Regions from separate parts of the Homo sapiens genome. Here region 2 is linked to region 1. A link is a contact called in ENCODE Hi-C or POLR2A ChIA-PET data. All regions are on one chromosome and are shown on one strand. Each heading gives the region's core, a stretch centred on a gene start or an enhancer-like site at or near the end of the contact. The rest is flanking DNA. Distances are from core to core; before and after follow the strand shown.

Region 1 (4,873 bases), core at 1,496-3,995:
TTTCTTTTCTCAGACGGGGTCTCACTTCATTGCCCAGGCTGGAGTGCAGTGGCATGATCACGGCTCACTGCAGCCTCAGCCTCCCAGGCTCAGGTGATTCTCCAACCTCAGCCTCCTGAGTAGCTGGGACTACAGGCAACCGCCACCACGCCCAGCTGACTTTCAAATGTTTTATAGAAAGAGGATTTCATCATGTTGCCTGGGCTGGTCTCAAACTCCTATGCTCAAGCGATCCACCTGCCTTGGCCTCCCAAATTGCTGGGATTACAGACGTGAGCCACCACGCTCGGCTCCAGTACATTTCTAAGATGCTCTGAGAAGACTTCCAACCTTTGTTTTAAAAATTAAACTAAAGCCTAAAGCCCAAAGTTATGAACAGATTTGATTAATAATGGGATTCACCTCTTTATTGTGGAATTCACTCCATTCATTCATTCTTTATTCACCCATTTAGCTCTTTGATGAATATCAGGTGTTACTCTATGCCAGTTACTAAATGCACAAGTAGATGTTTCTTAGCTTATTCCAATATGGCACTGAATGAAACATAAGGAGATGCTGGTTTCCAACTCCTGGCTATGTTTTAGACTGCCCTATAAAAGGGCAGAGATGGTATCCCAAAATTACTTCCTAGCTTCACTTGTCTTGCCTCTCTCTCCTTCGAGAACACGTTCTCAACAAAGAATACACCCTCTCATCTTATGCCTGGAAAGGCTTCTCTCCAGCTAAGAGGCGGTCTCTGCAAAACTTTTGTGGAGACAATCAAGCCAAGGTGTGCTAGCAACCACACATGAGACTCCTCAAGTGTTAAGTAATACCCATGGAAAAATGGGCTAAGGACTTAACTATGCATTTCTCCAAGACACAAATGGCCACTAGGTGTATGAAAAGTTTCTCAATGTCACTAATCATTAGAGAAATGCAAATCAGACGAGATCGGGCGCGTTCCAAATCAAAACCACAAGGAGCTATCACATGACACCTGTCAGGATGGGAAGAAAAAAAAAAAAAGACAAGTGTCGGCAAGGATGTGGAGACACTGGAACCCCTGCGCACTGTTGGTGGGAATATAAAATGATGCAGCCACCATGGAAAACAATATGGAGGTTCCTCAAAAAATTAAAAACAGAACTACCCTAAGATCCTGCAATCCCACTTCTCTATTTATCTAAAAGAACTGCAATCAGGATCTGCACTCCTATATTAATTGCAGCACCATTAACAATAGCCAAGAAATGGAATCAATCTAAGTGTCTGCCAAAGGATTAATTTTTACAATGTGGCTATATACACAACGGAATACTATTCAGCCATGAAGAAGGAGGAAATGGTGCAATATGTGACAACGTGGAAGCCATGATGCTAAGTGAAACAGGATAGTCACAGAAAGACAGACACTGCCTGACTCCACTGATATGAGGTATCTAAATTCATCGCATTCATAAAATCAAAGAGCGGAACGGTGGTTGCCAGGGGCTGGGACAGGGAAGGAAATGGTGAGTTGCAATCAAGAGGCATAAAGTTTCAGTAAAGCAAGATGAGCAAACTCTAGAGACCTGCTGCACAGCATCGTGCCTATAGTCAACAACAACGTATTGTACACTGAAAACTTAGTTGAAGACCAGGCGCAGTGGTTCATGCCTTTGAGCATAATCCCAGAACTTTGAAGGCTGACGCAGGAGGATTGCTTGAGGCCAGGAGTGTGGGACCAGCCTGGGCAACATAGCAAGATCCCTATCTCTACAAATAATACAAAAGTTAGCCAGACATGGTGGTGCATGCCTGTAGTCCCAGGTACTTGGGACTGAGGTGAGAGAATGGCTTGAGCCCAGGAAGTTGAGGCTGCAGTGAGCCACGATCATGCCATTGCACTCCAGCCTGGGCAACAGAGTGAGACCCCGTCTTAGAAAAGAAAAAAAACTTAGGTGAGATGGTAGTTCTCATGCTTAGCATTCTTGCAACAATAAAATGAAATAAAATAAAAAGAATTAAATAACCACCAGACCACCAGACTGCTACCTGATCTTGTCGTACAAACTTACTGGAACCTTCCTACACAGATCTGTCAAAAGCCACACAAAACACAATCATGTGTCCATACATGAATACAACTCCATCCCAACAGGCCTGCACTTACCAGCCTCCTCCCTCTCTTCCTCCCCTAGGTGTGGGTACCACTACCCTAACCTCCAGTGTTAAAAAACAACTGAGGGAAATGAGGAGAACTCAGCCAGCTCAGCACACCAAGGATGTCTCTGCACTGTACCTGAGAATCACCATGCACTGGGCTGGAAACAGCAAATTAGAACAATAGATATCTACATCATTGGACCTTTCAGATTAAAACATCATCTAGTGGAATTTGTTGGACAAGAGCCAGACCATGTGCAAATTGACTTTACTGCATAAGCCTGTTGCTGGTCTTTAAAAAGAAAGAAAAAGTGCTAGTGGTTACTCTTAGCACATTTCATTCCAGAATCTCCCATCACTTTACAGACATCTATGTTTTCACATTATAAAGATAAGGATACTGGAGCCGCAAAGAAATCATTCATCTGCCCCTATATTGCCCATGTAGGCTGAGCAAAGAACCTGAAGTTAAGACTTCTGGTGTTGGTGGGCAGAAAATCTCAAAGCTGGGCCCCTTCAGACGTCAGGTGAAACCCTTGCTCTCTGGCTCATACAATGACCCAGGGATGGGCCCCAGCAAGCCTCCTGGTCAGGCCTAGCAGCTGGCTGGACACCCCAGGGACCTGTCCACAGCGGGCAGTGACCGAGGTCTGATTTAATCCCAGCTGGCCTCATCCATGTGGGAAGGGCAGAGTTAAGTCCGCGCACGAACAGACACACGCTCCTCTCCTCCCCAGGCCTCCTACCAAGAGACTTCACAGCACGAGGGGAAGCTGTCCTCTGGGCTAGATCCTGCCAGACAAGGTCACAAACTATGCTCCTATGCACCTAGCAAATAGTAAGAAGGTTTATTCCTTCACACAGAAATGTGAACTTTAGTATCAATTCATGCCCTGGCTCCGTTTTCCAGTTTTGCACTTGTACATGCATGTGTGTGTGTAGTGTGGGTGCGTTTTAAGATAAATATTTACAGTGGGCCTACACATCTATTCTTAGAAACAAAGGTCATAAAATCTTAAATGTCATAAGCCAGATCAACTGAGTTTCAAACCAAGTCCTCTTTCTTAAACATATTTGTTTCTAATAAATCGTTTCACAAGTAAACATTGTGCATGCAGTACCAAACCATGATGCCCCGTGAACAATGAGTGCTTTCATCCCGCCTGACATCTCTGGCCTGCGCCAGGCTTCGGCAGGGAATTTAGTCACTGAGGCAACACTGGCAGGGCCCACTACAGAGCTGCAGTCTTGTTTTCCTTGTGGTCAAAGTGCTGCTGAGCTCCAGTTATTAAGTTATTCCAATGCTATCCCGGCTATGTATACACACACACACACACACACACACACACACACACACACACACACACCCCAAGTTTGCAATGGTTTAATGTTATTGCATTTGCAAATTACAGCATACCAAATGTTACACGCTTGCAGTCTTGAATTCATCTTTTCAAATTTTCTCACCTTATACAAAATAACCTCTTAACCACCTCCACTCCCCCTCCGCCCTTTCTCACTTCTGGTAGAAAAACTGCAAGCAGGATTGTTCTGTAATAGAAACCTTACACTGTCTTCCAAACTTATTACAGCTGCCTTCAGTATAAAATGAAACCTTAGAGAATGTTATTTAAAATGTTTTTAAAAAGTCAGTAGGTCTCATGTTTCATTTCTCCACATCAGGCTTTGATTTCCTTTGCAACCTTATTCTCTGCCCTTAAACAAGTCGGAGGAGGAGGCCTGGACGTCTTGGAAAAGGGCCCAGGATGCCAGCATCTGCCGAACGCTGCGCTCCTCCTCTCGAACCCTTCAGCGATCCACCACCCCTCGGAATCCCTAAGAACCTCAGAAACAGTGAACAGTAAGTGGATGACAGCGCCTGGACTCCTTTCCTAACTTCTGAAAAACCGAGGTGATGGCAGGGTGCAGATGGTGGACGAGGATGCAGGCTGGGCAGAGTGGGGGCCCCCTTCGTGGCCTGGCCCAGCGGGCACTACGGCAGAGACAAAGGGGACGATGACCCAAAGAGCTCATGTGTTCTCCCCACCAGGAACCTCCCCGGTCCCTGGGCAAACCAAACCCCTCAAGTTTGCAACTTTTTTGCAACAAACTGATATAAAAAGAATCCCCTGATGTATTATCTCTGGGCGAGAGACTAAAGCCCAGTGCTAGTTCATCTCTTCTTCTATGTGATAACAAAAATCACATCTTCTCCACCAGGAAGGACAGGAAGGATTTACAGTTTTAGGCAAGATTCTCTTCTAGCATGTTTAACTCTCAGATATTATATAAAACAGATTTTCCTTTTTACAAAGGGAGTGAGATAAACACATGGAAAATAGGCTGATGAGTAGCTCCTCTGTTTACTGTAATTTTAATTACATATATACACATATAAGAATAGACGTTCTGAGGTTCAGCAGGTTGCAAATGCACAGTGCATGGACCTGGAACAAGATGAGAACCTTCAAAAGAGTGATTGGAAGGTGGCTGTGTGAATTCCAAATTAAGACGGAATGGAAAGCAGTCCAAAGGGTGCGGCCACTGCTGCCGGGACAGTTGGCTGCACTGCTGGAATGAGGTTCCACCAAATAAACGCGTAGTAAACACAGGCTGAAGTGCTTTAAAAAATACATTCTCTCCCAGCGTTCTCTCTCTCTCACTCTCGGTCTCGCCCCCTTTCTTCAAGTGTCCACTCTACTAAAGCAGAAAGCCCAGCTGCTAAGAATTGAAATATCAGGAT
Region 2 (4,608 bases), core at 366-2,865, 52 kb after region 1:
GGGAGAGGAGAAAGAGGGAGGGGCAGAGAGAAGAGGCAGGTTAGGAGCACACCCGGGAGGCATGTCCTGTCAGGGTTGTGGGTTGCAGGAAGAAACCCGTTTGTACCTGGAGGCACAGCTGGGACTCCCACAAGCACTGTAACAGGAGCGCTGCGGGAAGGGTAGTAAAATGGCCTTCGGTTCCCGGTGCCCTCCCACACCTCCTGCCACCTTGTACAGAGTAAATGTCACGGCTGTAGGGCTGTAGGGCTGCCAGTGTCTCTACAGGAGAAACACAGTCCGGCTGCAAATGTCGCTACATAGTCACTGCACACAAAGCACATGGCAAGTAAGTGGCCGCCACTGTCCTCCCTGGTCCAGTAACCCCCAACTGGCCCTCTTAGTCTGGAAGATGTCCTGTAGTGGCCACGCCCAGTCCCAGTAAGAAGTCCTCACTGGTCAATACCCAATTCTCTGTCCGTAGGAACAGAAGAGAGATTTCTGCAAGATAGGGTTTCTGGAAGAGCCCAGCCCCCTCTTTCCTATGGCACAATCTGGGTATCACTGGCATCAGAACTTATCAGCAGAAAGAAATAAAGGCAATGGAGGCCAGGTGCGGTGGCTCATGTCTGTAATACCAGCACTTTGGGAGGCCCAGGCAGGTGGATCACTTGAGGTCAGGAGTTCGAGACCGGCCTGGCCAACAAGACGAAACCCCGTCTCTACTAAAAACACAAAAATTAGATGGGCATGGTGGTGTGTGCCTGTAGTCCCAGCTACACGGGAAGCTGAGGCAGGAGAATTGCTTGAATCCGGGAGGCGGGGGTTGCAGTGAGCCCAGATCGCACCACTGCACTCCAGCCTGGGTGACAGAACTAAACTCCATCTCAAAAATAATAATAATAATAATAATTAAATTAAAAAATAAAGGCAATGGAGTCCCGCCATTGAAGTCAGAACCAACCACCTTTGCATGCCCTGCCATGAGGGCTGTGTACACAGCAACGAAGACAGCCTGCTGCAGCCCAGACATCCTCAAAGCCTCCCCTCTGCAAGAGCCGACTTGCAAGAAGACCAAATTCCTCACATCAAACAGAGACCTTATAAGGCATAGGTACTACGTGTTCTTTAAGGGGGCGAGGAAGGGACAAATACTCCGCACAATATAAAGGTGAAAGTTCTCTACCTCGAGAAATACTGCCAACATAAAAACGGAGAACAAAAAGAAGTCAAAGCAACAAACAACAGATAAGTACGCAGGATGAAAGGGTGCAGTCCTCTCTTTCTAACCAGTTGTCAGGGTGTCTGGTAGACACAAGTCGGGACTGAAACCTCCCTGGTCGCTAACAAGGATGCCGGTAACAACAGCTAACAGCCGCCTCTGCAGCGGTAGCTGGATTTCTCCAGAAACTCCAGACTGGCTCATGTTCCTAGTCATCAGATGGGATCATGGCTAATGTTTCCAATATGGTAACCATTAAAAATTATATATTTAGGCACACCCCTCATATCATTTAAGTCTGCCTTTGAGAAACATGCTGGATGGCTCTTCATGTTTGAAAGAAATTATATTGTTGCCCATGAGAAAATAAAAATGCACACAGAGTAAAGAGCCTAAGAATGCACTTACTGAGGAGTGAGTCACCGTGTCTCCCAATGTCCCCACCCACAGTGGAAATCCGCACTCCCTGTTTTGTCAGTATCCCTCTTGCTTTTGATCTGATGTTTTCGGCTGTTCATGACAGTGTTCTCCAAAAAAAGATGCACAGAGGGAAGGTTTTCTCTCTGGTCCCAACACGTGTATTAAAGTCATATTTCATGAGTGAAAAATTCCTGATGGACCACTAAGACGCAGGTATTGAATCAGTACTGTGTGCATAAACTCCTAGATATGGGCAGCTTTGCTTGCATAAGAACTTCAAAATTGAGTCCTGGCCGAGTGCGGTGGCTCATGCCTGTAATCCCAGCACTTTGGCAGGCCGAGGCGGGTGGATCACCTGAGGTCAGGAGTTCAAGAGCAGCCTGGCCAACATGGTGAAACCCCATCTCTACTAAAAATACAAAAATTAAGCCAGGCATGGTGGTGCACCCCTGTAATCCCAGCTACTCGGGAGGCTGAGGCAGGAGAATCGCTTAAACCAGGGAGGCAGAGGTTGCAGTGAGCCGAGATCGTGCCACTGCACTCCAGCCGGGTGACAGAGCGAGACTTCATCTCAAAAAAATAAATAAATAAATAAAAATAATAATAATTTAAAAAAATAAAAGGCCGGGCGCAGTGGCTCACATCTGTAATCCCAGCACTTTGGGAGGCCAAGGAGGGTGGATCACCTGAGGTCAGGAGAGTTCAAGACCAGCCTGACCAACATGGAGAAACCCCGTCTCTACTAAAAATACAAAATTAGCCGGGCGTGGTGGCACACGCCTGTAATCCCAGCTACTAAGGAGGGTGAGGCAGGAGAATCGCTTGAACCTGGGCGGTGGAGGTTGCCGTGAGCCGAGATCACGCCACTGCCCTCCAACCTGGGCAACAAGAGCGAAACTCCGTCTCAAAAAATAAATAAATAAATAAATCGAGTCTTTTGTTCAGAAAGCATTTCCCAAAGCGACAGGCCATTAGATCATGTAGCGCCCAGGAAATAGATACTTACGTTACAAGCTATGTTGAAGTCCTGCACGCCCCGGCTTGGATGTACAATGAGGAGTCTGTGTGCCTGGCTGCCTGGCCAGCCCAGCCCGAGCCTCCTACCTTCTGAAAATACACTTGCTGGACATAGCAGAGAAAGCTGGTACATCTCCAGCCCTTCAGGGCTTCTTGGGACACACTGTTCTGGGGAAAACCCTTTCATCAAAAGGCATGTGGGGGGCTCACAAGGAGGTGAAGGAGTGAATAGGATGTGCCTGGCCTTTAATGACCCAATCTTAGGGTGAAGAGTGGCCCTACAGAGTTGTCACTCTGTAAAATGAATGCATTGTGATCTCCAGTCCTGAAACTGAACCCTCTGGTCTCAAAACACTTCCATTCCCTGAGTCCTAATGACAGTGCTCAGCCAGAGGCAGCTCTCTTCATCTTACAAAGTAGTAAAGCACCTGTCTCAACAGACAGCTATACCCCAAGCCTCTCATGGTCCCTTAGCAGTAAGGCTATGGCCTCATTTTTGTCCCTTCTCTGGTGACTCTTCAGAAAAGGCTGGGGGTGTTAAAGGTACAGACCAAGGCCGGGCATGGTGGCTCATGCCTGTAATCCCAGAACTTTGGGAAGCTGAGGCAGGTGGATCATTCAAGGTCAGGAGTTCGAGACCAGCCTGGCCAACATGGGGAGACCCCATCTCTATTAAAAATACAAAAGTTAGCTGGGCATGGTGGCAGGCGCCTATAGTCCCAGCTACTCGGGAGGCTGAGGCAGGAGAATCGCTTGAACCTGGGAGGCGGAAGTTGCAGTGAGCCAAGATCACGCCACTGTGCTCCAGCCTGGATGACAGAGCGAGACTCCATCTCAAAAAAAAAAAAAAAAAAAAAAAAATATATATATATATATATATAGAGAGAGAGAGAGAGAGAGAGAGAGAGACACCAAACAGACCTGTCACTGACACCGAGACTATGCCACTTACAAATCGTATGACCTTGAGGCAAGTCCTCGGAGCAGGAACAATAATAAATGAGATAGGACACAGAAGGCACCCAGCACAATGTCTGGCACTTACACATCTGCCATCAGAAAGACCTTCCGGCTGAAATCCTCACTCCTCCGCTAAACAGGAAAAAAAGCAAGGCTGCCTAGCCAGGTCTTCTCAGTGTGGAAGGTCAGGAAATGAGAGAGGAGGGGGCAGGGCTCCTGGTCTATTTCTCAATCCCTAACACAGAATTGGGGGTTAATTATCTTCGGTTAGCATTCTGCTTCCTGCTGGTGCGTACATGTGCGTATGTGTTCTTATGGACAGGAACATGTCAAGGAGGACTTCTCGCCTTTCTAGGAAATTTCTCCTTCCCTGCCACCCCTCCTGTATCCATGGATATACCCAGAATTCTACCTCTGGCTCTTCTGGTCCTTTCCCTGCATTCCAGTCTCCTGGGCACGTGTGGCTTTTCCCACCTCCTCCCCGCAGATGCCACTCAAGTCCCTGCTTGTAGGTTCATATTTCCACCTGCCCGGGGGGAGGAAATACATAACCTGGATGTCTACAGAGGTCGTATCCAAAACAAGCAAGTGACCTTCAACCTCCTCCTCCTCCACCAGCCTCTTCTCTTACACGATGAAGGGAGTCACACCACTGAACTGCCGCCCAAGCTCCAAGTCGGCCCTGAAGCCCCTCTTTTCCTCTGGCCCTTCCTCTGATCAGTCCCCACACCCCTTCACCTATTAGGCCTATCCCTGATAGAAAGCTTAGCTCTGAAAGAAAGTACAGGCAAAACTGCATCCCACAGGTCTCCTCCAGTCCTCCACAAGACCTCTGCAATGCGCCTAACCCATCACCCATGGTGCGCCTCTTGTAGCCACCGCAGACCCCCAGAGGAATCTTCTGAAAAGCACATGATCTCTACTCTTTTAAAAAGGCACAGACCACTCCAAAGTCAGAGAGAATAAAACCCAAAGAACATCATGGCGCATTGAGGCTTGGTTGCTCCAAG

Evidence for each region. A loop is a pair of places that touch in the nucleus more often than their neighbours do. ChIA-PET counts read pairs that join two places held with the same protein, here RNA polymerase II (POLR2A). Pooled maps may share reads with other maps.
Region 2: a loop to region 1 is called in a pooled map, with 3 times the contacts of the local background. The contact joins two enhancer-like sites. A Hi-C loop is called at or near these places in 1 of 168 maps with a recorded cell type or tissue (heart left ventricle) and 1 of 50 pooled maps. POLR2A ChIA-PET finds 5 or more read pairs at or near these places in 5 of 52 experiments (H1, Panc1, WTC11 and 1 more).

Annotation. Positions count from the first base shown.
Region 1 is chr10:121,520,651-121,525,523 of GRCh38, forward strand. The region is part of intron 6 of FGFR2 (fibroblast growth factor receptor 2); the gene reads right to left. Among named protein-coding and RNA genes, the nearest start is that of FGFR2, 75 kb to the right of the region's middle. Within about 2 kb of position 2,746, at least 10 of the 41 ENCODE cell types and tissues checked have a DNase peak (open chromatin) inside an H3K27ac peak, as active enhancers do.
Region 2 is chr10:121,573,661-121,578,268 of GRCh38, forward strand. All of the region lies in intron 2 of FGFR2 (fibroblast growth factor receptor 2), which reads right to left. Among named protein-coding and RNA genes, the nearest start is that of FGFR2, 22 kb to the right of the region's middle. Within about 2 kb of position 1,616, at least 4 of the 41 ENCODE cell types and tissues checked have a DNase peak (open chromatin) inside an H3K27ac peak, as active enhancers do.